Regions from separate parts of the Mus musculus genome. Here region 2 is linked to region 1. Evidence: chromatin contacts called from ENCODE Hi-C data. All regions are on one chromosome and are shown on one strand. The core of a region is the stretch at or near the end of the contact, and the rest is flanking DNA. Distances in the headings are between cores, read along the strand shown.

The links. Hi-C counts contacts between places; a loop is a spot of excess contacts on that map.
Region 2: a loop to region 1 is called in a map of regulatory T cell, with 4 times the contacts of the local background. The contact joins the enhancer-like site here to the promoter of Rin3 in region 1. A Hi-C loop is called at or near these places in 2 of 37 maps with a recorded cell type or tissue (T-helper 17 cell and regulatory T cell).

Annotation. Positions count from the first base shown.
Region 1 is chr12:102,281,546-102,285,037 of GRCm38, forward strand. It overlaps Rin3 (Ras and Rab interactor 3), which reads left to right and starts at 1,529. Exons shown (of 10, transcript NM_177620.4): 1 at 1,529-1,781. The coding sequence starts at 1,741.
Region 2 is chr12:103,325,839-103,329,330 of GRCm38, forward strand. The region is part of intron 7 of Asb2 (ankyrin repeat and SOCS box-containing 2); the gene reads right to left. Among named protein-coding and RNA genes, the nearest start is that of Gm15523, 9.3 kb to the right of the region's middle. Within about 2 kb of position 1,616, at least 2 of the 3 ENCODE cell types and tissues checked have a DNase peak (open chromatin) inside an H3K27ac peak, as active enhancers do.

The DNA.
Region 1 (3,492 bases), core at 279-2,778:
CACCATTGTTGGGGCCCCATTCTTTCTGTGGCTCAATAACAGTCCCTGACTGATGATCCCTGATCTTATTTACATATTCATCGATTGATGAATGCTTGGTTGCTCCCACATACTGGCTACTGTAAATTGTTTGTATTTCTTTTCTTTCTTTCTTTCTTCCTTCAACATAGGGCCTCTCAGACACATGCCAGGCAACCATTCTACCTCTGAACTCTAGCTCCAGCTCTGGATAACACAAATAAAGGCTGATATGAACAGTCATATATAAGGTTTTGCATGGACACACTATGATAGATAGCTTTAATTTGTCAACTTGACACAACCTAGAATCACTGAGAAGAAATTCTCAGTAAGGGATTGTCTGCATTTAGTTAGGCCTATGAGTATGCTGGTGAGGGACTGTCTTACTTAAGTTATTGGTGCGGGAAGACTCAACCCACTGTGGGCAGCACCATTCCCTATACAGGGTGCCCTGAACTATGTAAGAGTGGAGAAAGTGAGCTGATCACAAGCCAGGTAAACATGGTTACATTCATTTCTCTTTGCTCTGGATGTCATGTGACCAGCTTTTTGACATCCCCCCCCTCCCCCTGCCTTGACTTCCCCATAATGAACTGTAACCTGGAATTGAAAGCTGAAATAAGCCCCTTTGGGTACGTAGTTTCCCCTTCTGAGGAACTGCCAAGGCTGCTTCCCAAATCAGCTGGCCCATTTACCACTCCCAGCAGGAGACTGTTAACTAAGCCTTTCCTCTCACTTCCACAGGCTGATTTGGAGGAAATGCCAAAAGAGAAGTGGTTGTGAGGGTGTGTGGACACTCTAGCACTCCTGTGTAATCGTGGGTAGAGGCCAAGGATGTGGATGGAAGTTGGGTTACTCCTACAATGCACAATGCACAAGACAGTCCCAAGCACAAAACATTTAATCTGTCCCCAGCAGTCTAAATAATGCCCAGGCTGGGAATGAATTAAACAAGGTGATATCTTGAGGTCCGCTATTACCTGGTCTCACAGGCTTAGCTAGCTCAGGAGACATTTTTGAGTGTCTGGGCGCTTAAAAAAGGAGGCATTACGACTCGCGGTTGTTGTGTAAGCTAGCAAGTTTTCTCCTTTAGTCTCTCACTGGGTGCTGTACTCAGCACAGGTGCCTTAGATGTCAGGCTTCATGGACGATATCTGCTTTGTTAAACAGTGATCTTATCAACAGAGAAGGTATCAAGGAGAGACAGGATGGCCACCTGTCAGGGACGTGGAGGAGGTGCCCCGCCTTGGGGGCGGGAGTGGGTATGGGTCGTGGCTCCCCCGGGATGAAGGAGGTCCCATTTGGGCCGTGGGCCTCGTCACCTGCCAGCCCTGAGTGCCTTGCTATCCGGTGCCAACTTGGAGACTTTCCTGTGAGTTTCGCTCGCAGGCTCCGGGCGGCCACAGTCCGTGCTGTCCTCGACCCCGGCACCGCCCGCCGCCAGGCCCGGCCCTAGGGGCGCGGCCCGGCTTCCGCGCGCCCCAGGGGGCTCCCTGCTACGAGCAGCCACGGCCGAATGGCTTCTGACAAAAAACCCTTGACCACCAAGGCCGGCCTCTTCCTGCGAGCCCCGCGCGCTGCGATCCAGGAAGTGGAAGGCAGCGGCCCCGCGCTTCCCCACTGGGCGCGCGGCTGGCGGCGGCGCCCAGCCCGGCCCTCGGCGAGGGACAGCGCCAGCGCCACGCGGAGGTCGCTGCGTCCCCAATCGCCTGCCCCACGATGCGACGCGCCGAAGCGCCCTCGAGCGCCCACCCTGCCGGGTAAGTGGCAACCCGTGCCCGCCGCTCCCCAGGTGGCCCGCGTCCTGCCTCTTTTGCTCAGCTTGATCCCCGAGAGCCCTGGGTGCTCCGGATAGGGCTACGGGACGTCGTGGATGTCATGCTGAAATGAACACCCCCCACGAGCGTGCGGATCCCCCAGCAGGGACTAAGGGTGAAACTAGGTTCTGCAAGGAAAGGGGGCGGCCTTGGTGACTGCCGAACTTGGCCAAACTTTCAAATCCAGACTTTGTTAGCGGGGGGGGGGGGGGGGGGGGGGGGAAGCAGTGCACAATGTGCGGCTGGGAGGGTTTGGTGTGTTCGAGCCCGAGATGTCCGTGTAGCCATGGCTCTAGCCTAGGCTGAACTTTGGATGCAAGCACTCGCTGCCCTGGCCCAGCCAGCCCCATGCACCACGAAGCACCGCTGCTCTGCCTAAACCCCAGCTTGCGCCCTCAGGTTCTGGGACCGAGAGTGGGGGTGGGGGCGGGGGTGGGGAGTAGGGTGGTAGATAAGAAGCACCTACAACTTTAGGCAGGCCCATCCAGCAGCTAACTCTCTGCCTGGAGGATTGAGGCGCCACCAGATCCCATCTGCCACCCCACTGGATCGGCTGGGGACCTTTGGACTGGCCTTTGAAGAGCCTGGTGTGTGAGGAGGGTCTAGAGTGCTCGGGTGCAAATGATTGGCGGGATACCCAGACGCAGATGCAGTCTGAAGTGTGTGAAATTAAATGGCTTGGGAACAACCATTCGGAAGGGATTCCTACTTTTGTGCTCTTCCCTACCCCCCACCTCAAGACCTGGAACACTGCCCAGAGCTACACAAGGTTGGGAATGTCCTGTCATCCCGCCCAGCCCAGTCCTAAGAGAAGATCGGGAAGGGTGGGGTTTGAAGCTGCACCGAGTAGAAAGCGATTTCTGCGAAAGTCTTCTAGCACTTTCTGAGGTGCCATGGATGATGGACGAATCTGGGGTACCATACTTTTTGTATTTCCGTTTAAAAGTCCCGGGCCTGATCCCGGATGAATTCCCGTGGCTGCCTGTTTTAATTCTGTGACCTCATCTCTTTGAGCTTCCACTCTTTAGAACAGGAACGCTATCTGTACACATCTTGTACTCTCCAGGGTTTGGGAACAGTAGGGTGTAACTGGCCCCCATTCGGATAGGAGGGACTGGGATTGTCCTGGGGCGGGGGGTGGGGGGGTGGGGGGGGGCTTGGCTGCCTCCTTCCTCCTACCCCCAATCCCAGCTACAACCACAGCCCGGAAATTCTGTGTTGATGTTTCCCTTGGAAGTGATCTCTGTGGAGACAAATGTCATCTGCTGGGAAACTGGGAATTCCGATGCGGAAGGGGTCTCCTGGGAGCAAGTAACTGCTATACCCTGGGTGGGAAGGTAAAGCCGGCTAGAAAAGGAGGGTGAGGAATCAGGTTCTGATCTCATCTACTTCCCCATTTTCCCCAAGGATGGCCTGGCCTGACCCATTTCCTCCTGCCTTTCTTTGTTTACCTCTGTACCAGTGATTGATTTCATTGTGCCTCAGTTTACTAACAAGGATAGTCAGTAGTCACTGCTCTTCACAGGCTGTTTGGAGGGGACATCCTCAGCTGCTATTATGATTAGCATCACTGACATCTGTTGGGTGGGCCCCTTCCTTTTGCCAACTGGGTGATCTGTCTGCCTCATCTGAAACTCCAGAGTCCTATAACCCC
Region 2 (3,492 bases), core at 366-2,865, 1.0 Mb after region 1:
TCGGAGGTCAAGAGCTCTGGATGATCTTCCAGAGGACCCAGTTTGATTCCCAGCACCTACAGGGAGGCTCACAACAGCCAGAATTTGTAACTCGGGTTCCAGAGGATCTGAAGTCCTCTTCTGGCAACCACCCGCACCAAGCATACCCGTGGTGCACGGACATACACGCAGACAAAATACTGATCCACTAATCATAAAGATTTCTGCTCTCAGTAATCGGAGAACGTGGCAGGAAGCCCCTCACACTCAGTGAAGGGCCACTCCGCTCTCTGCAGGAGGTAGCAGACAGAGCAGGGAACTGAAATCTGGTACCAAACCTTGCCCGGTTAGGGAAGAAAACACTGGGGGGTTGGATTTGTTGCTATGAGAGCCCATAAAGGAAGTCTGGCTACCCCTACTCTGCAGATGAGAACAACTGAGGCTTGGAAAGGTTAGGGGCTCGCTGGGAGGGGTACTCTGGCCTGAATTGTTTTTTCTCCCTATCTTGTTGCTCTGGCATCTGGTGGGACATCTAGGCATGGTGAGGGGAGGGAAGAGGAAACGTCTCAACCACTCTTGCCCCAGACCCATTCTTCTACTGTGCCTTCTTCTCTCCTCTCCTACAAGATGCAGGGTTTTGTTTTGTTTTGTTTTGTTTTGTTTTGTTTTCCTGAGTGTGTAAAGCCAGATTCTCCAGCCCCTCTGCCCAGTTTTGACACGGAGGGCCCAGCCAACCACCACCGGCCTGACTGTGGGACTGGGCCCTGCTCTCAGCACTTCGCCTATCAACCTTCCTAGTTCTCCAAGTGACTCTTTGAGATTGCATTTGCATGACAGATGAGGAAACCCACTCAGGAAAGGTGCAGGACTCCCCAAGGACACACAGCCAGGAAGTGGGAACACCCAGATTTGAGTCCAGATTGCCAGATTCCTCTGGGCACACTCTTAACTACTCTCCTACTTCTGCTGTGGCAATCAGGGTGACAGCTGATGGGTCATGGGGTTTTGCAATTTTCACAGTGTGTCAACTTGCCTGGCCCATTTTGCCCTCGATGTATCCCCATGGCCTACCCAGAGCACGCTCTGTCTATCTTTTTAACAGACATGGCTCAAAAAAAAAAAAAAAAACCAGTGACAAATCAGAGGTCGTAGAATAGCTCCAGGGGTTTGACCCCAGGACCCCTCATCTCAGCTCTTGACCCCAGGACTCCTCATCTTGGCTCTCGTTCCCTGGATCCCTGCTGCCTTCCAGAACAAGCGCTCAGCTCACTCTGTTGACTTCAGGCCCTAATCCATCTAAGCCCTGCTGACAGGTGACCTCACAGGCTCCTATGGAGCTCTCAGGAGGAGGAGGCCATGTCGAGGAAGGAGGAGGGGGAAGCAGGTGCTACCACCAGCCCGGTTCCCTTCTCTCTTGATTCCTGGCACTCTTCTTGCCTCTGACTTCCTGGAACCAGGAGGCCATCGACCTCCTGCTGGAATCTCTCCGGGGACAACATTATTGCATTCAGCGATGCTGAGCTTGGCTAAGATCTGCCTCTGAAACCTCCAAAGGAAATTCACACACCCAGGGGAGCTAATTGCCTCCTAATTTCTATTTGTGCAGGCTCGAGGGGCTTGACCTCCTCTTCAGAGGTGCTGGTCAAAGGCAGGGCTGGGGCCCCTGGACCACCGCCATGACCAACAAATGCAGGGTAACATCCGTGACACGCTTGAGCACAAGAAAGAACAGGGACATGGGGTGGGCTGGGCTGGGCCGCTGCCCATGGGCTGGGATCTCTGCAGGCCCCAGCTGGTCTCCAGTGATTCCTTGGCCAGGCCATAGAAAGGGGCAGAAATGTGGGAATCTGACATCTCTGCCCCCAAGTCCCAGAAGCATAAAGTCAGCGACTTAGTGAGTCATTGGGCCGTTGCATACTACTTCTCTAGGATTTAGTCATCAAGGGTCAGTGTGCCCGTGATGCCCATCTCTGACAGACATAGGGACAGTGCTGCCATTTTATAGAGGGTGAAACAGAGACCCAGGGGTGGAGCAGAGAAGCAACTGGCTCTGAAGAAAGACAGGAGACAAGCCAGGGCAGAGTGGAGACACTGGGTACCCAGGGCCAGGCCTTTTCAAGGTGTCACATCTCTTTCTCATTACTTCTTTTTCCTTTTATCTGTTTTTGAGACATGACCTCTTATGGCCCTGCCTGGCTTGGGTGTTGCTGCCTTGACTTAACTGAGCCTGGCAACAGTGAGTAGACAGGCATTCAAGCTAGCTGTCCTTAGTATGGGGACACGGGGGATCCTGAGGGATAGCACAAGCAATGAGGAAGCATCAGACCTCAGCATCACCTGGACCTGATGACAGCAGCTGAACGCTGGGCCGTCTCGAGTATGCCACTAACCACTCTGAAACACACGCACCAGAGGTTACACTGAGGCATACTAGTGACAGTGACAATGACATATCACCAAGCACTGTCTGTATGCCAGGCGTCCTTTAAAGTGCTCTTCACAGTCACCCTTTAATTCAAAAGTGACCCCACAATCTGAGCCTCTTGCTTCATGTATTCTTCATACATCCCAGCGAGGGGGAACTTGCACCACGTGGCAAAACAGAACCCTGCCGTCTCTTTTGCCAAGCCTGGTTTTGAGGCTAACACCTCCCACTTTTGTTGGATCGGCACACAGTAGGCTGTTAGAAGGCAGTTAGAAGTCTGCGTCCTAAGCATTGACAGCAGGCCCTGTCCTGCTGCACCAAGCTAGAGGAGACCTTAGTCAACAGGTCATGGTGGCCTGACCCTTGGCCAATAGAGAGGTGCTAAGTTCCTGGAACTCATTCAAGCCCCATGTGGAAATCCTGGCACCCCGCCCCAGGCCAGCCCAGTGCCATTATCTAAGGTGGGGCCTGAATCCGGGCTGTACAGCCAAGGTCAGGAGCCCCTGCCTTCAAGGGTCCTTGGCCAAATTCTTTTCCTGCTCACAGGGTCTTTGGAAATCTACCTGCTCTGCTATAAGACACTGGAAATGGATGACAGTAAATGTGCCTAAGGAATGGGGATGCTAGGTTCCTCTATCAGCCATGCCCCAACACACCCCACCCAGTGTGCTGAAGAGCAGGCACATCTGGCAAATGGCCTCAGGCTCCAGGCGTTTTGCTCCGGGCCAGGGGTAGGCAGGGTGTTTTGGCAGGTGGCTGAATGCCTATGGAATGTCACATCAAATCCCTTCTCAGCCTGTGGGAGGCCAGCATGGGGAGGGCCTCTGATGCCACATGCCCAGGGTGTGAGCAGAGAACAGTGGCCCAGCCAGGTGGCAGGGGCTGCTGGGAATCCAACTTTAACCCTTCGCTGGGAAACCCTCAGGAAAGCAGTTGTATGCATGTACAGGAAGGTCTGGGGCTCTGGGGGACAGTGTAGGAACCTTTGGGGCCTTTGGTTCATTTTCAGTGGCTATTTCTCTTCCCCTATCCATCCCCTGCCTCACTGACAGTGCCAAACATAATCTGTTCTCTTTCTTCTGAGAGTC